Linked DNA regions of Homo sapiens: regions 2, 3 and 4 are each linked to region 1. Evidence: chromatin contacts called from ENCODE Hi-C or POLR2A ChIA-PET data. All regions are on one chromosome and are shown on one strand. Each heading gives the region's core, a stretch centred on a gene start or an enhancer-like site at or near the end of the contact. The rest is flanking DNA. Distances are from core to core; before and after follow the strand shown. Region 1 overlaps KCNQ5 (potassium voltage-gated channel subfamily Q member 5). Region 2 overlaps KCNQ5 (potassium voltage-gated channel subfamily Q member 5). Region 3 overlaps KCNQ5 (potassium voltage-gated channel subfamily Q member 5). Region 4 overlaps KCNQ5 (potassium voltage-gated channel subfamily Q member 5).

Region 1 (5,215 bases), core at 1,492-3,991:
AATGTATGGACCTCTAAAAATAAAAATACTAAAATTTCTTATATGTTTATTTTCCTTACCAAATATGACAGTTATCCACAAGTGGAACAGATTGTAGTTATTGCTGATCTTATGTCTGAAAAACCACATGGATTTGGGGGAAAAAAAAGCATATGGTTATCTATTGGTCTACATAGTTTACTGTTGCATGGGTAGACAGAAGCTTTCAGTAAAACTAAAGGGACCTTTTCTGATCAAACCCTGTGTATGGCTGATATATGTTCTGCCAATCCAGCCTTGTTTGAGTTTAAGGGTGCCTTCTGGCCTGGGGTCAATTTCTCTGTGATTGGTTTAATGTCATTTGCCCATAAGCATACATTGCAGGGTGCTGCCCAAGGGCAAGTGCACAGCTTAGGTACATCATCTCATTTACAAATCACCATCCGGCCATGTCTATGAGCACTGAGATATGAATCATCATTATTTATACACTTTAGTCATATTTGAAGTTCTTCTTACTAACCCTATAAAACTCTCAAATGAATTAGAATCCTCAAATTCACATAACTATCCTATCCATTTCCTGTAGGCAGAGCCATATGCAAAACTAACCCATTATTGAGAGGTGCTTGGTAAACATAGGCACAGAACAGACTCTAATCACGTCTTGTAAATCTGGGGTCCATTATAAATAATAAATAAAGTTTTATTGAAACACCATTATGCATATTCATTCATTTACTGTCTGTGACTATTCTTACATTACAACAATAGAGTTGAGTGGTAACAACAGTGATCTACAGCTGAAAAAGCTGAAAATGTTTACTATCTGGCCTAGGCCAGAAAACTATACTTTCTATCATGTGTCCTTGCCGTGTAGGCAGGTGACTTATGGAGAAATGGGATGAAAAAAATGGACATGGTGAGTCAATCATCAGTAGAGTTGAATTGAAAGAATGCCATTAGTTGGAGTCAGAGTCATGGCAAGAGAGAGAGAGTGTAAGGTAAAGTTGTGAGGAAGAAGAAACCATGCATTAAGAAGAGAAACCTGGTCAGGAGACAGAAGGCTGTACAACAACCCAGAAAAAACAAAACAAAACAAAACGAAAAAAAAAGAAAAAAAAAAAGAGATGCCATAAGATGAGAGAAAGAAAGAGAGAGGCAGAGACAGAGACTGAGAGACTGATCATCTGGCATATGGCCCTGAGGCAGAGATTAGCTTGTTCCTCAACTTCCCTAGGTTTCTGATAGCTGTTCAGTTCACAGACACATGCATGTAATGCCCCTGACCTCCAGGACCCCCATCTATGGACAGCAAGGAGCTCTTTTTGCAATCAAAAGAGAGGGACCAAAACAGATCATTATGTATTGCGCCATAATGAGGCAAATTTATTTCTCTTATTTGTAAGTTCCTATGGGAATGACTCCCCCATTAGATCACAGTATTGACGATAAGCATGAATAAGCTAATTTGGGTAGAAAAGTCACTTCATGTAGTAGAATGTAATGTTGACTGTTAAGATATCTCATACATCATGAAATTAAATAAGATTTCCCTTTTATTTCATTTGTTCAGCCACTCAGTAAATATTGAAGACCTATTAAGTATAAAGAAGTGCAAGACAGCTTGATGGATTAGAACATGTATGTAACAAACCCACTCCCAGGGAACATGTACAATCTTGTATGAAAGTTGAGACAGATACACTGATGACTACCACACAGAGAAACCTATGGTAATTAAGTTTGATAATTATTTATAGCAGTCACATTATGTACTAAAACATAAAGAACATAAGGCCATTCACCATGGCTATTGAGATGGATGAGGCTGAGCCTTTGACGTTGGAAGAACAGTAGCACTGTACACAAGAACTGAGGATCACTTCTTGCCATCAAGACCAGGGAAGCCATCATGGAACATCGTGCAGTGGGCACAAGAGATAGAATGCCCATTGCAACATCATTGGTAATAGAAAAAAATGAAAATGTCCATAAGGATAATAATGAGTAAATAACTGGCAGTGTCATTGTATAGGAAAATACCATACAGTAATTGAAAGGAATGAATTAGAGCTACATGAATCTATATTGATATATCTAAAGCCTAATGTTGAGCCAAAAATAAAGGTGCAAAAACATTTTTATAGTGTGAGACGAACTATGCAATATTTTAAAACATGGCAACCAATACTTTTATATTACTTAGACCAGCATACATATGTTGTATAGATTTTTTTTTAATGTTTAGACTTGGTAGATACTAGGATAGCTTTTAAATATGGAGGGGGAAAAAGAGAGGAAAATGATATTAAGGAGGCATATGCAGGAGTTTCTACTGTATGTGAATATTTAAATTTTTTTAAAACCTAAGCCTGCAGAAATATAGCAAAATGGGAGATGAATACATGGGCCTTCATTTTTTTTTTTTTTTTAATTCTCAGAGGTCTTCTGTTTGAAATATCTCAGAAGAAAAAAAAAGAAAAGCCTACGTGTGTTTATGTGGAGACACATTCCAAAGAAGGGACATGTGGCTGGTTATACTCAAGGTGGTTATGTTCAGTTAATCTACCAAACTGGATGATACGGGTCAGGACCCAGTTTTAGTTCAGAGATCCTCAGTTTTATTGTGTGCTTAGTCGTATTACTCAAATGAGTGAAATTAGCTTTTGATAGAGTCAGGGTACCACTTCATGTGACCAAACAAATGCACGAAGCCTGGAGATGGCTGTGTTTGAGCACAGGCTTTGTCCTGCTCGCAGATGTGCAACTGTGCATCTATGGACAGCAGTAGAGGGCTTCTAAGAACACTGGTGGCAAATATGTCAGGAGTCCCTGGCCAATACTGTTGATGCGAAGCTAAGGTTCTAAACAGTTTTGGATCACAGCCTCTTTCAGAATCTCTACGTATTTTAAAAACCTGTGAAGCATGTCCTTAAACAGACATGCACGTGTATGTGCACATATGCATGATTACATAAATTTCCACAAGTTCATAAACCAAGGGGTTTAAGAACCTTAGTTAGGAAACTCGTGTATAGGCACATTACCTTAGATAAATTTGGTCAAATCCTCCAGTGAAGATAACTAATGGTGCAGTTTCTGTGAAAACACACAGGACTCTGAAAATGGAGCTACGGACCCAGTAAAGAGTTTGTACAACTCAGTGAGACTTCCTAAATTCATTGATTTACATACTCTACTAACCACCATCAATCTTGGCACACAAATGACCAGAATATACAGAATCTATCTTTGCTTTATTTGTTTTGTAATGGTTCTTGAATGCTTCTTTAAAGAATAAAACTACTGGACATAGAAAATTCTTCAGCTTGTACAATCATTTAGGATGGTGTAATTCAGATGAAGCATTACACGTGAAAAGGAAACTCAGTCAGATGACAAGCAAATTCTTGGCATCCAACCCTGACCACCAATGCAGAATATGACTAAGGAATAACATTTTTAGTAAAAGGTCACAGACAACATGAACTTAACACATTTTATTCACCTGGTGGCAAATAGAAATGAAATCCCAGAAGCTTGGTTCCTTGAATAAATATTGCAGCAACTGACACATCCAAATATATTTAATACAAACAGTCTCTCATTGCAAGTGCTATGTTTTTTCTGACCATTACATATTTTTACTCATTATTTACACAGCTAATGACTGTTTTATAATGTTAAACTCAACCTTCCATTTTTCTGAAATTATGTTTATATAGTTATTGGTTTGATGGAATAATTAAAATGCACTTATGTGAGATATAAACTAAGTTTCCTTTTCCTGTCTTGTTTCTTATAATTTAATCTGTATTAGGTCATTCAACTAGTAATTGTTATTCTAATAATTTCCCCTATTTTCTTTTCTTTGAACTGGCTGACTAGCTAAAGTGTATAAAAACAGTGACTCATAGACATGCATTTTGAAGTAACCAATATAAATAGGTACATTCTGGTTATATCACATTTTAGACAACTGCTTAGTCAAATGAAATGCAAAAAGAAAAACGGAAAGAAAACTATTTCAAATACCTTGAAATGTGTGCTTCAAGCTGACTTTCAGAATAGGTGCACATTTATATAGCTATGTAAAAAAGAAGGGGAAAAACACAGAAATTCCAAAATATTTTCAAACTGGCTTAGACATCTTGACACTTTACTGTTTTCCTCTGCCAGGAGAGTAAATGAGTGGTTTGCCCTCTGGGGAAAAATCCATTTAAAAGCGAAACTATTTTAAATGCATACCTTTTTACAAGAAAGAAAAGAATAGTTCTTAGTAGTGGGGGAGTGGGTAGGATATATGTATATGGAAGGGCACAGTGAAATGTATTAGTATAGGGTCTTGTTTACTTGTAAGTATTTTCTTCCTTTTTGTCATTCCTCACACATTTACATGGTTAGCACTGGTGATACAAAGAAGAAAGAAATATTCCTAGCCTTCACGTGGTTTTAGTCTAAAGGGAGAACACTCAGGAAAAACAGTGTGCATCAACCTAGAGATGCCATGAGAATGAAATGTGCAGTAACTAATCCATGGAGGAGAGGATGGTCAGAGGGGGTCGTGTTTAAATTGGGTCGATTAAGGTTGCAAAGGGTCAGCCTATTTTAAGAGGGCAGGTGGGAAGGAATAGGAACAGAGGCCAAATGCAGGAGATAATATTTTGTAAACTGTTTTGTAAATGATAAATTGTACCTTCTGTGTGGAGGTAAAGTATGAGGGGAGATTTCTGCCTTCTTCCTATCTTGTTCTTATATATTTGTTCATATATTTAACATAGCTACCCCCTTATGGTATTATAATTACCTGATTACCTTTTAATCTCATCTGTGAAGTCCCTAAGTGTAGGAGCAGTACTTTATCCATCTCTTTTCCCTAGTGCCTAACAGGTCCAGACAGCTGGTAGATACAAAATGAAGACTCTTTTAGTTGAACTGAGTGAATGAAAGGATGGACAGATGGATGCATAGATAGATACTCTGTAATTACAAAGAAATGTACTTGGGCTATGACTCCTTCAGTGGAAAAAACAACATAGCAGAAAAAATGCAATACATGGGGTGTGGTAGAATTGTAAAAATATTTTTACTAGAAATACTCTTGGACTTTATGACAAATTAGAAATTATTTCCTTCTATGCCTGGCCCTTCCAAAATTTCACATTCATGCATACACTAGTATACTTGTTAAATTGTTGGACAAAAATCTCCTTCGATTTAGAAGTCTATTATT
Region 2 (4,917 bases), core at 2,122-4,621, 140 kb after region 1:
TCCCTAGATTCCAAACTTGATGAGTCAAGACCTGATAGAGAGAAGAGAAGAGAAGAGAGAGAGCAGAGAGAACCAGATAAGTGGATGAAAGATGTAAGAGAAGCACAGTCATTGGGAGATTTCTGCTGTGGAGGGGAGAAGACTTTTATTATAATAATATTATAAACAATAGTTACTCTATGAGGTAATGTATTCACTGCAGGTAATAGAAAATTAGACTAACATTGGCTTAATGAGGTCAGGATTTATTTTCCCCACACAATATAAAATCTAAAGGAAGTCAGGCCTCCACAGGGTCTTGCAGGACTGGGGCTCTGTCTGGCCTACTTTTCTCAATGTGTCATCCTCATGTTCGTCCTCTCATGGTCACAAGATGATTGCTGCACCTCCAACCTGCATTCCAGTCAAGTGGCAAAGTGACCAAGAGGCTACTAGCAAGGCTTTTCCTTTTTATGGGAAAAGATCTTCTTCGAGGAATTCCTACCCATATCCCTTTGGCCAGAACTGAGTCATGTGGTAATCCTTATGTGCAGGAGAGACTCAGAGCTTGGGAATTCACTATTCTAGCCTCCGTGGTAGAGATTACCCCAGAAGAGAGAAAGTGATGGTAATGGATTCTGGATTAACCATTATGAGTCAAGCCCAAATTATCACATAATCAAAGGAAAATAATACATCTAAGCACCAAACTACAAAAAGCTAAACAGCAGTTTAAAAATGATCAAAGATTATGCAGCCAGAGGCAGCAACATCAGCCAATAAAGGTAACACCAACCAAAAGCGATTGACCAACACTAAAGTGCTTTAGACTTGCTTGGCTTTCATTTAGCATCTCATGAAGTATTTCTTCTCTTATATCGTTGAAGACAAACAGAAAAAAAATATTTTAGAATTAACACAGAGTATTTTTTCTCCTGGGATGTTAGAGGAACACATGCCTGCCTGAGTCTCCCTGGCACTGTGACTATGCTCCTTTGGTCTGGGGCAAAGCTTCTAGTAGCAAAGGTTGAAGACACCATGGAGCTGGGATTGTAACTGGAAAACATGACAAGGATAGGGAGTTAGTCAAGAACAGGAGCAGGGGTCAGGCACAGTGGCTCATACCTGTAATCCCAGCACTTTGGGAGGCCGAGGCGGGTGGATCGCCTGAGGTCAGGAGTTTGAGACCAGCCTGTCCAACATAGTGATACCCCATCTCTACTAAAAATGCAAAAAATTAGCTGGACATGATGGTGGGCGCCTGTAATCCCAGATACTCGGGAGGCTGAGTCAGGAGAATCCCTTAAACCTGGGAGGTGGAGGTTGCAGTGAGCCAAGATCGCACCATTGCACTCCAGCCTGGGCAACAAGAGCAAAACTCCATCTCAAAAAAAAAAAACAAAAACAAACAAACACAAAACAAAACAAACAAACAGAAAAGAACAGTAGCAGGCAGAATTTGTGTATTTTTCTCATTTTTCCTTCCTCTCTGGCACCTGATTAACATTTAGCCTTCAAGTTGAAGCTAAATCATCACCGCTTGCTTGGAGTCTATTGTACCTCCTGGGTGCACACATCACAGAGTTACATCCATTCCCGCAATAAACAATTACTTAGAAGCCACCATGTTCCAAATTCTGCCATAAACCCTGGGTTTAGGACAGTTCAACCTCTGCTGTCTAGAGTAGCACTACCCAAGAGACATATAATAGGAGCCCCATAGGTAATTTAAAGTTTTCTGTTATTTACATTTAAAAATAAACAGGTAAAATTAATTTTAATAATAGATTTGATTTAAACCAGTATATGCAAAATATTACTATTTTGACACAATTGTTATGACATATAAAAATTATTAGTGAGATATGTTATACTCTTTTTTTCATACTGCCTCCAAAATCCAGTGTGTATTTTAACATAGCACACCTCAATTTGAACCAACCACATTTCAAGTAGTCAGTAGCCACATGGGTGAGTGGCTGCTATGTCAGACGATGTTGCTCTAGAGCTTACAGACTATAAATAATGATTTATTATAAAACGTGCTTAAATTCTTTGTAGATTCTGGATGTTAGCCCTTTGTCAGAAGGATAGATTGCAAAAATTTGTAACAAAACTTCATGTTCTACACATGCACCCCAGAACTTAAAGTAAAATAAATAAGTAAATAAATAAATAAATAAACATGCTAACTATGCCTAATAAATGTCTAATTTATGCAGCTCACATCATTTGGGAATGGGGAAGCAGTCTCATTGAGGAAAGGTAGTGGCTTCTCTAGTCAGTTCTCCATATGAAGTCATTTGTCTCAGTGATTTCTCCATTACCCAGAGTCTAGATCTCAGCCACACGGGTTTAGAAAAACTTGATTTATTCAAAGTCCTAAAGTTTATTTACTTCGCAATACTGGCCTCTCACAACAGAAATCTGAGAGACCGGTGTATTAGAAATGAGAATCCTGGGCCGGGCGCGGTGGCTCACGCCTGTAATCCCTGCACTTTGGGAGGCAGAGGCGGGCGGATCACGAGGTCAGGAGATTGAGACCATCCTGGCTAACACAGTGAAACCCCATCTCTACTAAAAATACAAAAAATTAGCCGGGCGTGGTGGCGGGCACCTGTAGTCCCAGCTACTCGGGAGGCTGAGGCAGGAGAATGGCCTGAACCCAGGAGGCGAGCTTGCAGTGAGCCGAGATTGTGCCACTGTACTCCAGCCTGGGCGACACAGCAAGACTCTGTCTCAAAAAAAAAAAAAAAAAAAAAAAAAGAAATGAGAATCCTGGTTCATTTGTGATGAAACATGTCTGTGCATTTGTATTATCTCCACAGACCAGGGTTTGGCTACCCTGACCTGTGAGACAAATGCAGCCCCCCACCTGTTTTTGTACAGCCACAAATTCACAGTGGTTTTTGCATTTTTACATTTAAAATGAAAGAAGTCAAAAGAAGAATAAAATTTTTTGATGAAAATTGTACAAAATTCAAATGTCATTGTCTATAAATAAAGTTTTACTGGAACACAGCCATACTCATTCATTTAAGTATTATCTATAACTGCTTTTGTGCTGCAATAGCAAAGTTGAATAGTTACAACAGAGACCATATGGCCCACAAAGCCTAAAATATTTACTATCTTGCCCATTACAGAAAATGTTTGCCAAACCCATGTTATGTATGTGAATCACTTGAGGAGCTTTAGAGATGTACAACTATTCAGCACTACTCTCAAGTAATTCAGATTTAATTAGTCTCTGGTGAGGCCTAAGTATCAGTATTTAAAAAAAAAAAAAATTGAATGCTGTAGCCAATCTATGTAGGAAGCCAAAGTAACCAGAAGGTTGTGTGGAAATCATGGATGCAGAACAAAGAGAATCAAGAAAGTAACTTGAGTACCCGTCCTCCCAGTCCATGCCTGTCAGCATACAGGCCACTTGAGTCAGCATGCCAAGGCACATTCTTCTGAGTCAGCACTCATCCCTGTTCCTATTCACCTCTGTGACCTTGATGTTCCTACATTTCCAAACTTAATCAGCTCCTCTATTGATTGGCACATTCTTCCTGTGCATTCACCAGTTAATCCTGCCTTATCAGCCTGAGGGCCAATCTGTCTCTCTAACATGATTTTGTTTATGTCTGTTCTGAGTCACTATGTGCTGCTTTAATAGGTTTCTTAAGACCAATCTGATTTTTCTGTTTTGTTGTTTTCCAAAATGTTTCCTGGTTGCCTCAGTGCCCGTGCCTTAGACAACTTACATTCCAATTGCTGCTTTTCTTGGGTATCTGCATTTCCAGCCTGACATCAACTAGTCACTTAAGTGTTTGGTGGATGGGCTCATTGGTAGCTGAATAAGTGAACGGATGAATGAGTGGGGAAGAAAAGTGGGGAAAAAAATACAGGAGGAATTTTGTAGACTATGTATTGTGAGTATAGTGAATTTTAATGCTCTAGAGCTTACAGACTATAAATAATGATTTATTATAAAATGTGCTAACAAACCAGAATGTCCAGATTCAAATCCTGACTCTGCTACTTTCCCTGGAAAGCCCCATGGGAAGATCCCTTTGCCTGTATTAACAAGACTTTGGATATCTGTAAGATGGGAAGAGTTACACATACTTCACAGAATAGTATGCGGATGACTTATCAAATACAGTAGCACCTACTCCAATGCCTGACTCATAACAGCTTCTAAATAGAAAGTTTCATTCTTCTTCCTTCTGTTTAGCTAAGGCATCCTTTCACACTTAAAAGGGCCTGAATTGTTTATAGTTAAAAATAGTTTGCTGTCTTATTTATTATACTATACAGCAGATAGCAGTATTATTAAAGAGAACTTGGTAAAAATATTTTATTGTTTGAACAAATAGTTTATAACAATTTTTCAAATAATTCTGGATTCTATAATTCTATATTAACCTTATAGTTTGATGCCATGGTACTAATAATGGAATTTTTACAATAACAGTATCATATACCTATTCATTTGTAGTCCATGTCTTTTTTTGTATAAGATGAAATTTTATTTTTTCTTCAAAGGCTTTTTAAGTTTTAAGGTAGGATATTACTTAATTTGAACCCATGTCTTATATTTTATATCCTTAGGAAAAACATAGGCCATCCTAAAAACCTTGTCCTTTCTTATTTGTTGGTTTCTCAATAGCTGTAGGTATTGAAGGATTAAAAGTTTTCGACCCTAGCTTCACATTAGAAATCCCAGAGGAGATACTTTTAACCTTTAAATACCAATGCCAAGCCCCAGTCCAAACCATACTTTCTGATGGTGGAGCCAAAGGCATTATCTGTTTTCAGTCTTCCAGATGATACCAATGTGTAGCCAAAGTTGGGAGCTACTAATCTAAACCCACCCTCCATGGTTTTTGTTCATGTGTATGTGTGTGTGTGTGTGTGTGTGTTGAGACAGTCTTGCTCTGTCGCCTA
Region 3 (5,257 bases), core at 1,493-3,992, 180 kb after region 1:
AGTGACACCATTTCTTACTATGCCTATGTGTTTTTTCAGCGTTAGTATTTGAACATAAACACTTTTCCCTATAAAAGCCTATAAGCCAATAGCAGCTGCAGAAGGGAGACCTGCAAGTTGTTGGCAGGCTCTGGGGCTCACTCGGGTTCCTGACCCAGGCCTTTCTGAGTCTTTCAGATGCTTCACACTTCCCTGCACATCCTACTTCTGTGACACCCCCGAAGTTGCACTTATGGTCCAAGCTAAATGCTACCTCAGGAGCTCAGAAATAAAGAACATTGGAGTGAAAAAAAATTCCGAATTATGCTTGTAAACCAAATATATATGGATAGTGTGAATTGTGCAGACAACACATTCAAATACATTTCATATGGTGAAGTCTAGCCAACCTCAAATCTATTAGTCTGATCTACTTCATCCACTACATTTGTGTAAGATTACCCTTCTTTCATAGTAAACACATATGTAAAATATTTTAATGTGTTTTTGTTAGATTCATTTTAATGTTTCCAAACTGTTTCTATTAATATTAATAAGTACCATTTTATATGTTTTCTCCTATATTTCTTGTTTTCATCCAGGACTACTAGATTCCAGTAAGAATAAAATTAAACATTAGAGGTTTGTCTTCCATATTGTTTAAGAAAATTAGTTTCCCTTTTTAAATAATTACTAATATTTGAAGATTATGAATCATAAATTAATCACAAGTGCCATACCTATTATTTTAGAAGCAATTGAGCAATATAAATGGTCTTCAGTTTTACCAGTTCTTGATCTGTAGTAAATTCCAGCGGTGGTGGGGTCTGTGAAATAATGAAGAAAAAAATTATTTTAAAAAAAGAGAGGAAAAATGATACCTAAATTAGAAAATCGTTGGTTTTATTTCTTGTATCAAAATATCTGATAATTTTAACATTCATTATGTGTTCTTTTAAGAACTGATGCTCATCAGTTTTCTCATCAGTTTTTCTGTTTTTCACTTGGCATTTATTGATATTTTCTATTGCCTGAGTAATTTAAGAGCCTGCAAAATTAACCTGCCTTTCAATTTGCACATGTACTTATTATGGTAAAATCAATATTTTCATCCTAGGATTGGTCATGTACTTTGCAGCCTAATGATAAGGAGAAAAATAACCTCAGAAGAGTGAAGCTGTGCTGGCCAGCAATGGAGATTTGATAGGGAAGAAAGGTGTCATATCACCTGGATATAGCCAACTAACAGCTTGATATATATGATTCCAAGCCAAAACCTACATTTAGTCTCTCTCTCTTTCTTTCTCTGTCTCTGTGTGTGTGTGTGTGTGTGTCTCTCTCTCTCATCTTTATACTATAGATTATAAAATTTGGATACGTAAATAGTCATCCCACTTATTTCTAACACAATTCTGTGATAATAATGCCTTTTCAGTGTGTAGCTTTCATTGTTTTCAAAGCACCTTTATAGCCCTTCTCTCCTTTGATCTTTACAACAACCCAGAGAAGTGGGCAGGAGAGACAGTAATCTTCCCATTTTGACACATGAAGAAATCTCTTCAAGCTTCACTGTCTTTGAGGACCTCTGGGTAATGATGTCATCTGTCCTGAAACTGCCAGATGACTTTTGCTCTAGAAGAAGGCTAGGGAGAAAAAAACAAAACAAAACAACAACAACAACAAAAAAACGAACATTTAGGCTGGGAGACTGGGCTGTCTTTTCCCCCTTCACCCCTAAAAATCTACTTTGCAAAGAGAGCAACATCCACTCACCATCCCCAACACTTTCTGTTCCCCTTCCCTGATTTCTATTTTTTCCACAGCACTTACTACTTTGGGTTGTGCTGCACTGTATTTCATTTATTTACTTACTGTACTTGTTGTCTGGCTTCCCCACCAGAATGTAAGATCCTTGAAAGTAAGTATTTTTGTTTGTTTTATACATATCTCCCCAGCAACAAGAACAGTGCCACTGGTAGAAGGCATAAGAAAATGCCAGAATGAGTCACTGAGTGCAGACTGGAACTGGGAACAGGAACAGTTAGCTGGTGGTCCACAGGGAAGGTTCTCTCCTTTTCCTTGGTGACAGTGAGAAGTCTTATTTGCAAGAGGAAGAGAGCATGACTTAGAATAACAGTTTGGCTTTAGGTGGGACCTATACTATGCAACATGTGGAACTTGGAGGGCCTTGGAGAAGCTGAGCTTGGGAGCAGGCTCACTTGCCTGGGGAAGGGAAGTCTCTCAGCCCATTCTTTAGCCACCTAGCAATAGTTGTTAGTCAGTCCTGTTTGTCTACCCACACTAGCACATGGGAGGCACTGTATTTGTCAAATGAATGAATGATGAATGAATGAAACCAGTCATTTATATATTGAAGTAAATCAGTGTCATGGAATGTTTTATGTTTAAATGAAGAGAGAAAACTTTAATCAGATTAAATATAGGAAGGATATTTGGGATCTAGAAGGCCAACCCAGTTGTTCAATCACAGTTGCCTCCATGGGGGTCAACCTTAAGCGTTGTGCCTGCAAGCAATCACACTTCTCTGGTGGAAAAGCCATTCTGATTCTGGGGCCCTTTTTCCACCATTTCCCTTCATCCACAGCAAGGAGCTTCAGCTCTGGAGACTGTAATTTGCACAAAGCAATTCAGGGTATAAAAGCAAAACTACACACTTGCAAGGTAAAGATACCAATTCATTCGACTCTAACCATCAAAAGATACATATACACATATATGACATGAGGAATACTTTAGTCACCAGTTACCCTTCCTGCAAGATTAGTCATTAGATCCCATGATAGGCCTTGTTAATGCCATGGAGAGAAAAGAGATAATTATAATGAGTTAAATTTAGAAACAACAGTCATTTTTTGTGGATTAGAAATAGTGAAAGTCAGTGTCTTTCTATCAGTCTTTCACATCAAAAGCTACAGGAAAATCATAAGAAATAATGAATAGAAGAAATATGTACTATTTCTAATTGAAAAATGTCTTTTATTTCAGCTCCCTTGTATGGCTACCTGCTTAAATATATTCATGCTTATGTTTAATGTCTCCTATAGGTTCCTGCTATAATCTTCTTTTTTTTAATTGTTCTTGGGTTTTAAAAAAATGTTTGTTTGACAAATAATAATTATACATTTTCATGTGATAGATAGTGATGTTTCAATCCATATAATGTATAATGATCAGAACAGGGTAATTTGCATATCTATCATCTCTAATATTTATCATTTCCTTGTGTTAGAAACATTCAGTATATTTCTTCTAGCTATTTGAAACAATATAATACATTATTGTTAACTGTAGTCCTTCCACAGTGGTATAAAACATTATAACTGATTCCTCCTATTTAGCCATAATTTTTATATCCTTTGACAAATCTCTCCCTATCCCTCCCTTCCCCCTACCCTCCCAAGCCTCCAGTTTCCTCTGTTCTACTTTATACTTCCAAGAGATCAACTTTTTTTAGCTTCTGCACATGGGTGAGAACATGTGGTGTTTAACTTTATGTTCCTGGCTTATTTCACATAACGTAATGTCCTCCAGTTCCATCTATGTTGCTATGAATGATAGGAATTCATTCTTTTTATGGCTGAATAGTATTCCATTGTGTATGTATGCCACATTTTCTTGATCCATTCATCTGTTGTGGTACACCTCAGTTGATGCTGTATCTTGGCTATTGTGAATAGTGTGGCAATAAACATGGGGGTGCAGAAGTCTTTTTGATACAATGACTTTCTTTCCTTTGGATAAGTTCCCAGTAGTGGCATTGCTGGATTATATAGTCATTCTATTTGTGGTTTTATGAGAAACCTCCATACTGTTCTCTAGAGTGGCTGTACTAGTTTATGTTCCCAACAAGAGGTATAATATACAGTTCCCTTTTCTCCACACCCTCACCACCATTTGTTATTTTTTGTCTTTTTTATAATAGCCATCCTAACTGGGGTAAGAAGATACCACATTGTGGTTTTGATTTGCATTTTCCTGATGATTAGTGATGTCAAGCATTTTTAAATACATTTGTTGGCCATTTGTATATCTTCCTTTTATAAATGTCTGTTCAGATAATTTGACCATTTTTTACTCATATTATTTGGGTTTTTGCTGTTGATATGTTTGAGTTCCTTGTATATTCTAGATATTAATCCCCTATTGAATGAGTAGCTTACAAATATTTTCTTCCATTCTATAAGTTGTCTTTTTGCTCTGTTGATGTTTCCTTTGCTGTGCAGAAGCTTTTTAGTTTTATATAATCCCAGTTGTTTATTTTTGCTTTTGTTTCCTGTGCTTTCGAGGTCTTGATCATAAAATATTTTCCCAGTCCAATGTCCTGAACTGTTTCTCATATGTTTTCTCCTAGTAATTTTATCATTTCAGGTCCTACATTTAGGTCTTTGATCCATTTTGAGTGGATTTTTATATAGGGTAAGAGGTGGAAGTCTAGTTTTATTCTTCTGCATACGGATATCCAGTTTTCCCAGCAGCATTTATTGACAAGACTGTCCTTTCTCAAATGAGTGTTCTAGGAACCTTTATTAAAAATCAGTTGGCTGTAGATATGTGAATTAATTGTTGGGTTCTTTATTCTGTTCCATTCTTCTGTGTGTCTGTTTTTATGTTAGTACTATGCTGTTGTAGTTCCTGCAGGTTTGTAGTATATATTGAGGACTGGTAGTGTGGTACCACCATCTTTGTTCTTTTTGCTCAGGATTGCTTTGGCTACTCAGAGTCCTTTGTGGCTCTATTCAAATTGTAAGTGTTTTTTTCTATTTCTGTGAATAATGTCATTGGTATTTTGATAGGAATTGCATTGAATCTGTAGATTGCATTGGGTAGAATTGTCATTTCAACAATATTAATTCTTCTAATCCATGACCATAGGATCTTTCCATTTGTTTGTATCCTCTTCAATTCCTTTCATTAGTGTTTTGTAGGGTTCCTTATAGAGGACTTTCACCTTCTTGGTTAAATTTATTGCTAGGTATTTTACTTTTTTGTAGCTATTGTAAATGAGATTGCCTTCTTGATTTCTTTTTGTTAGTTCATTCATGTACAGAAATGCTACTCATTTTTGTATATTAATTCTGTATCCTGCAACTTTACTGAATTCGTTTATCAGTACTAAGAGTTTTTTGGTAGAGCCTTTAATTTTTCTTTACATAAGGTCACGTCACCTACAGAGACAATCTGACTTCTTCTTTTCCTCTTTAAAAAAAATCTTTGTACTACCTACCTCTATTTGTCAAAATGACTTTTTCTCCTTTAT
Region 4 (5,100 bases), core at 1,357-3,856, 210 kb after region 1:
TTTTTCATGTGTGTATTTTTAGTAGAGACAGGGTTTTGCCCTGTTTCTCAGGCTGGTCTCTAACTCCTGGGCTCAAGTGATCTGCCTGCCTTGGCCTTCCAAAATGCTAGGATTACAGGTGTGAGCCACTGTGCCTGACCTGTTCCTGATTTTTAAATACCTGGTTGTCCTCTTCTTTTGTCATTTCTTTATTATTATGTAATCCTATTCACCAAAAAAAAAAAAGCTTTTTCCCCTTTTGTTGTCTCCATCCTCAAAAAGTGATTATTGATCTCTTCTTTATGTAAGATACTAGGCAGGACCCCAAAGGGAAGACAATGCCCTCTCCTGAAAAGCCAAGGCCCAGTGAAGAGATGAGAGACAGGTCCAATGAAACAAATACAAATGGTATGAATAAAAATACAAATGATGTGAGGCTCCTGATGCTAAGTGTCACAAGCACGATGACACTTCTCCAGCCCTATTTCCATTTCTACTCTAAATTAATTTTGTCTTCTTTTGAAGTCTCACCTGCAAGGTAGCAGACCGTAAAAAATACCTAACCCTCTGAACTACTTAAACTCTATTCCAATTCGGTTATTTCAACAGGACCTTTTCAACATGCTCAGTCTTTCTTGGTGGCGGAAAGATTTTAAAGCCCTAGAATACAGGAATTGGAGTCGTGACTTCACCCTTTATTAAGTGTGTGGCTTTGGCTTACTTAATCTTTCCTAGGCTTCAGTTTCCTCATCTGTAAAATAATGGGAGTAATGATATAGAAATGTTCTGAGGATTCTGTGAGACAATTCGTGGAAAACACTTAGTAACATACCAAAAAATTAGTCAGCACAGTGTATATTATTTTTCTTCTTTTTTTAATTATCAAGGTCAGTGACTTTTAGAGAATCAATGTATTCATTTTCTACTACAAGAACTTTAATCAATAGTATCTATTTTCCTTGTAAAAATCTGTTCCAGAGATACTTTCCCCTTCCAAAGCATTACTGTATTTCATACACTTTGAGGTATGAATATAACTCCTATGATCTTTATTTCTGTTTATTCTTGGTCTTAATGTATTCCTGGCTCATCACTGTCCTTTTAAGGCATGTGTGTGTGTGTGTGTATGTGTGTGTGTGTGTGTGTATGTTTTAGGGGAATAGAGGAAGGGAAAGGAAAAGAAGTCAGACTCTACTCTGAGTAGTTTTCCCTTTGATTGTTATGTTTTGTCCATTTCATAGACATTAGTAATTATATATACAATATTAGAAGCTTTATCTGAAGTGTTCTGTGGATATTAGGGTTGAGAGCTCATATTTTTTAAGATAGCAATGTAAGTATTGCTATCCAGTCCTCTAAAATATTCCCAGACTGATAGGATTAGAAGAGTGGCCACCAGGCAATTTGAAACCCTTCAAGGACGTGATGAGAATGAAGAAGTCCAGCCAAACAGGGAAACAGCATGTGCCTCATGAATTTTCTTTTTTGTTAATAATGACTCAAGAAGAAAACAGGTGGTTGTAACTATGCAGACCAAGCAGCAAAATTCCAAATACAGAAAATAAACCTCAGAGATTCCTTTAAAGGATTATTTAAACACAAACAAATTCCTAGGGGACAGTAACAAAATTGAAATATGTAGAAGAAAGACCAGTGTGGTGTGTATGGAATTAGAGAATGAGTTGTGAGTGTGACCCTCAGAATCCCGGGAGCACATAGGCTTCCAGAGATGAAATGGCCAAAGAAAGAATTCACCAGAATGTCCCTAAGTAAAGGTCTCCAGAAAAAAGTTTCCTTGGAAATTCAGTTCAGATTCCTCCTGACCTTCTGCAAAAGATTCTCCTTAGTGTGTGTCTGGATATCTTCCTCAGAAATGACTTGATTGTAAACAGAGAGAAAAGGAAATTAATGGAGCTTAAGCTTTAGGGCCTCTCACTTGAGCTTCATGGGACCCTGTACCAAATTGTCTGTTGTAATTTTGAATTCTTCTTCTGGAGAAGGCTCCCAAAATGATATATGTTTCGGGCCCCATAAAACCTGGATACATATGTAACTAACCTGCACAATGTGCACATGTACCCTAAAACTTAAAGTATAATAAAAAAAAAAAACCTGGATCCACCCCCAGCTGTCAAGTATAAAAACTCCTTTAAACCAACTAGAGTAAGTCATCTCTCCTGAGGTCTCTAGCTTTTTCTTTCTACCCTTCTCACTGTGTCTGCTCCTTTTTCCTGCCCTCTGCCAGTTTTCTCAGCCTACTCATGACTTCCCGGCCCTACTAAATCTTTAGTACATGTGGTTCTGGCTGGCAGTGGTGCTAAGTCTGGCTCAGACTCTATGTGAACTTTCAAACCAAACTCCCACAGGCAAGTTAACTGACTCCTGTCCTTCTGCCCCAATTCCAAATTCCTTGGAGAGGGACCTGTCTGTCTAGCACAAGCTGGTTGTCACCTGGATCCAGTCAGCTGTAGCTGGGCTAACTGGGGAGGGTCCTGTCATGGGCCCATAGAACTGCTTCTTGGAAAGTGAGAGGGGAAATTCTCTAAGGAGGAGTAAGTGAGGAGGCCATAAATGTCATGTCTACTGTATTTAAAAAGGAAGTTGACTAAGTGTTTTCAATCTGCCAAAGATACACTAAGAGCTGAAGAGGGAGGGGCACTAGCAAATAACTTGCTTCCTCATTATGATTCCCGTAGTGTTCCAAAGCCACTGCTTTCCTGCTGTCTCTTTTTTTAGTACTTTTTAAATCCCTCAGTAAGTTGCTTTCAAAAGATTTTTTCTAATTAACAGAATATGTCATAAGCTCATTCTAGTATTCTACCACCCTTATAATCAAGTTTTGTCCAGTGAGTCCATTAGGCTAGGGGAAAAAACCTAGCCAATGTCTTCCTACTTTTTTATTTATTTATTTATTTTTGAGACAGGGTCTCGCTCTGTCACCTAGGCTGGAGTCCAGTGGTGCAATATTGGCTCATTGCAGCCTCAACCTCCTGAGCTCAAGCAATCCTCCCACCTCACCCTCCCGAATAACTGGGACTACAGGCACTCAGCACCATGCCTGGCTAAGTTTTTAATTTTTTGTACAGATGAAGTCTCACTGTGTTGCCCAGATTCATCTTGAACTCCTGGACTCAAGCAATCCTTCTGCCTCATCATCCCAAAGTGCAGGAATTATAGGTACAAACCACTGCACCGGGCCACCAATGTCTTTTAAATATCTAAAAATTTATAATTGTTTGTTTTTCTCCTTGCACTGTTATTCATAGGAATGTTGCCAAAAAAGAGAAATTGTATTATTTTCCAGAGAAAATAGGCTAAAAACTGGAAGCAGCTTATGGCAGACTAAATGACTCAGTTGCTACTGTGTGTATAAACGTACCCTGTAAAGTGTAGAGGATGCATTTCTCAGCAACAGGTGTGCCTTAAATGTGTTAGATGGGAACATAGGAAAAGTATGGCCCCAGGCTTCTAGGAAAAAAACAGCCTTTTCCTGCCCATACTAAATAGCCACTTAGAGACTAGAGTTTTTCCAGACCCTTACATGTTAATCCTTTTTAACAAGTTACCAGATAGCTGAACACAAACTGGGTCAAGCAAGTCTGTTTCTCAGAAGGCAAGATGTCCCATCCTAACACCATAAATCACACTCACTTTAGAAATACGTTTTTCTTTGATCCAAATGTCTTTTCTTAATAACTCATTCCTAAGATTTCCATTTTCAGATTCCTGTTTTTGCATAAGATTGCATGAAATATTTTTTGCCATTACACACAGTGCATTTTATTGAAAGGACTCTAAAGGGCTTAGGGAAAGGAAAATTTCCCTAAACTGCAAAGAAAGTCAGCTAATCATTCTGAAACATAATAAAAACTAGTTTTTAAAAATAGCTCATGATAGGTAATGGGGAGTAGGTAGACCCAAACAAGATTGGTCAGTTTCTACCTGGACAATAAAGTAAGGCATTAATTTCCTTCAGATATAGGTATTTCTGTAGCAGATATTTTTTAGAATTTTTTTAAAAGTTGTGTAAGGGTGTTTTATTTATCAGAAAAAATAAATGTATTTTGAACTGTTTGAAATGTAATCCAAAAATTACAGCTGAAAACATCAATTATTTAAATTTATGTTACACAAATAATTGTAAGTCTTGTGTACTGGAAGTAAACAATAAAAGTATGAATTTTCTTTTGACCACCCCTTTCCCCTACCAGGGGAATAATGGCTCCATGGCAGAGGCAGTTTGTACCTCAGTCCATATACATCCCCTTCTTATTGGCATTGCAGAGGGATTGCAGCCTCCCCGCGGCAAGTAGCTCAATAACCAAATATTGAAACTGTCTGAGTCTGTACCCTGCTGCCCATGTCATAAATTCTTGTATCTTAAGGTATCAATTTTTTATATGCTTTACTTTTACTTATGCTTTTTATTCCTATGCCCTTTCCCTTGTACTCTACACCTACCTGAAATGCAGCATGCATGCCAGCCATGCCTATATCCCATGAACACTACCTCCAATGCTACCTGACTCTCTACCCTTCCACTTTTCTTTTTATTATCATTAAAGTAATAATGGGCCATTAGTACTACTCAAGACACAAAGCCAAGGAGTTTACAAAAACTAAATTACTAAGTACTGTCCTAGCAGCCTTCCTAACTTAATGCCAGTTCCAAAACGGCAAACTCTTTGCCCAGAAGCAATGTTTGTTCACTGAGAAAATCTGGGTCAGTACATGGCCTTAGTTAAGCCACTTGTTTTTTCTTTATCTCATTTTCCCCCACTGTGGAATTAGCCTGGTTATTGGCAAAACACTCTGATATTTTTATTAAATATTAAAATGTTAGCAGTAGCCAAAGCTTGAGTGAATTTGATTTTATGAAGCCATGCAGAATTATTTGGAGATGCTAGTTTCTCTCAATAATAACATCACTACATAATTTAATTTCATACACACACACACAGGGTCCTAAAAGTCTTAGCACAATTTTAGGCTTGACTAATTTAGAAATATAAGTGCTACAAACTTAAAAAAAAAACTCCACATAATTTGAAAGTTTAACTAGACTTCTTTCTCATTTGTTTACTTTTGTGAATTTTGAATAATAAAATTTTAGTTTTGATT

What was found. Hi-C counts contacts between places; a loop is a spot of excess contacts on that map. ChIA-PET counts read pairs that join two places held with the same protein, here RNA polymerase II (POLR2A). Pooled maps may share reads with other maps.
Region 2: a loop to region 1 is called in a map of PC-3, with 2.1 times the contacts of the local background. The contact joins two enhancer-like sites. A Hi-C loop is called at or near these places in 1 of 168 maps with a recorded cell type or tissue (PC-3). POLR2A ChIA-PET finds 5 or more read pairs at or near these places in 4 of 52 experiments (AG04450, GM10248, OCI-LY7 and 1 more).
Region 3: a loop to region 1 is called in a pooled map, with 12 times the contacts of the local background. The contact joins two enhancer-like sites. A Hi-C loop is called at or near these places in 1 of 168 maps with a recorded cell type or tissue (PC-3), 1 of 37 single-sample maps with no recorded cell type and 10 of 50 pooled maps. POLR2A ChIA-PET finds 5 or more read pairs at or near these places in 1 of 52 experiments (activated CD4-positive, alpha-beta T cell).
Region 4: a loop to region 1 is called in a map of PC-3, with 13 times the contacts of the local background. The contact joins two enhancer-like sites. A Hi-C loop is called at or near these places in 2 of 168 maps with a recorded cell type or tissue (PC-3 and ascending aorta) and 4 of 50 pooled maps. POLR2A ChIA-PET finds 5 or more read pairs at or near these places in 1 of 52 experiments (HEK293).

The regions. Positions count from the first base shown.
Region 1 is chr6:72,646,377-72,651,591 of GRCh38, forward strand. All of the region lies in intron 1 of KCNQ5 (potassium voltage-gated channel subfamily Q member 5), which reads left to right. The region is part of intron 2 of KCNQ5-IT1 (KCNQ5 intronic transcript 1); the gene reads left to right. Among named protein-coding and RNA genes, the nearest start is that of KCNQ5-IT1, 18 kb to the left of the region's middle. Within about 2 kb of position 2,742, at least 5 of the 41 ENCODE cell types and tissues checked have a DNase peak (open chromatin) inside an H3K27ac peak, as active enhancers do; they include PC-3, where a contact is called at or near this core.
Region 2 is chr6:72,784,285-72,789,201 of GRCh38, forward strand. The region is part of intron 1 of KCNQ5 (potassium voltage-gated channel subfamily Q member 5); the gene reads left to right. Among named protein-coding and RNA genes, the nearest start is that of KCNQ5-IT1, 160 kb to the left of the region's middle. Within about 2 kb of position 3,372, at least 5 of the 41 ENCODE cell types and tissues checked have a DNase peak (open chromatin) inside an H3K27ac peak, as active enhancers do.
Region 3 is chr6:72,823,494-72,828,750 of GRCh38, forward strand. The region is part of intron 1 of KCNQ5 (potassium voltage-gated channel subfamily Q member 5); the gene reads left to right. Among named protein-coding and RNA genes, the nearest start is that of MIR4282, 140 kb to the right of the region's middle. RefSeq lists an enhancer at 1,954-2,003. Within about 2 kb of position 2,743, at least 2 of the 41 ENCODE cell types and tissues checked have a DNase peak (open chromatin) inside an H3K27ac peak, as active enhancers do; they include PC-3, where a contact is called at or near this core.
Region 4 is chr6:72,859,750-72,864,849 of GRCh38, forward strand. All of the region lies in intron 1 of KCNQ5 (potassium voltage-gated channel subfamily Q member 5), which reads left to right. Among named protein-coding and RNA genes, the nearest start is that of MIR4282, 110 kb to the right of the region's middle. Within about 2 kb of position 2,607, at least 9 of the 41 ENCODE cell types and tissues checked have a DNase peak (open chromatin) inside an H3K27ac peak, as active enhancers do; they include PC-3, where a contact is called at or near this core.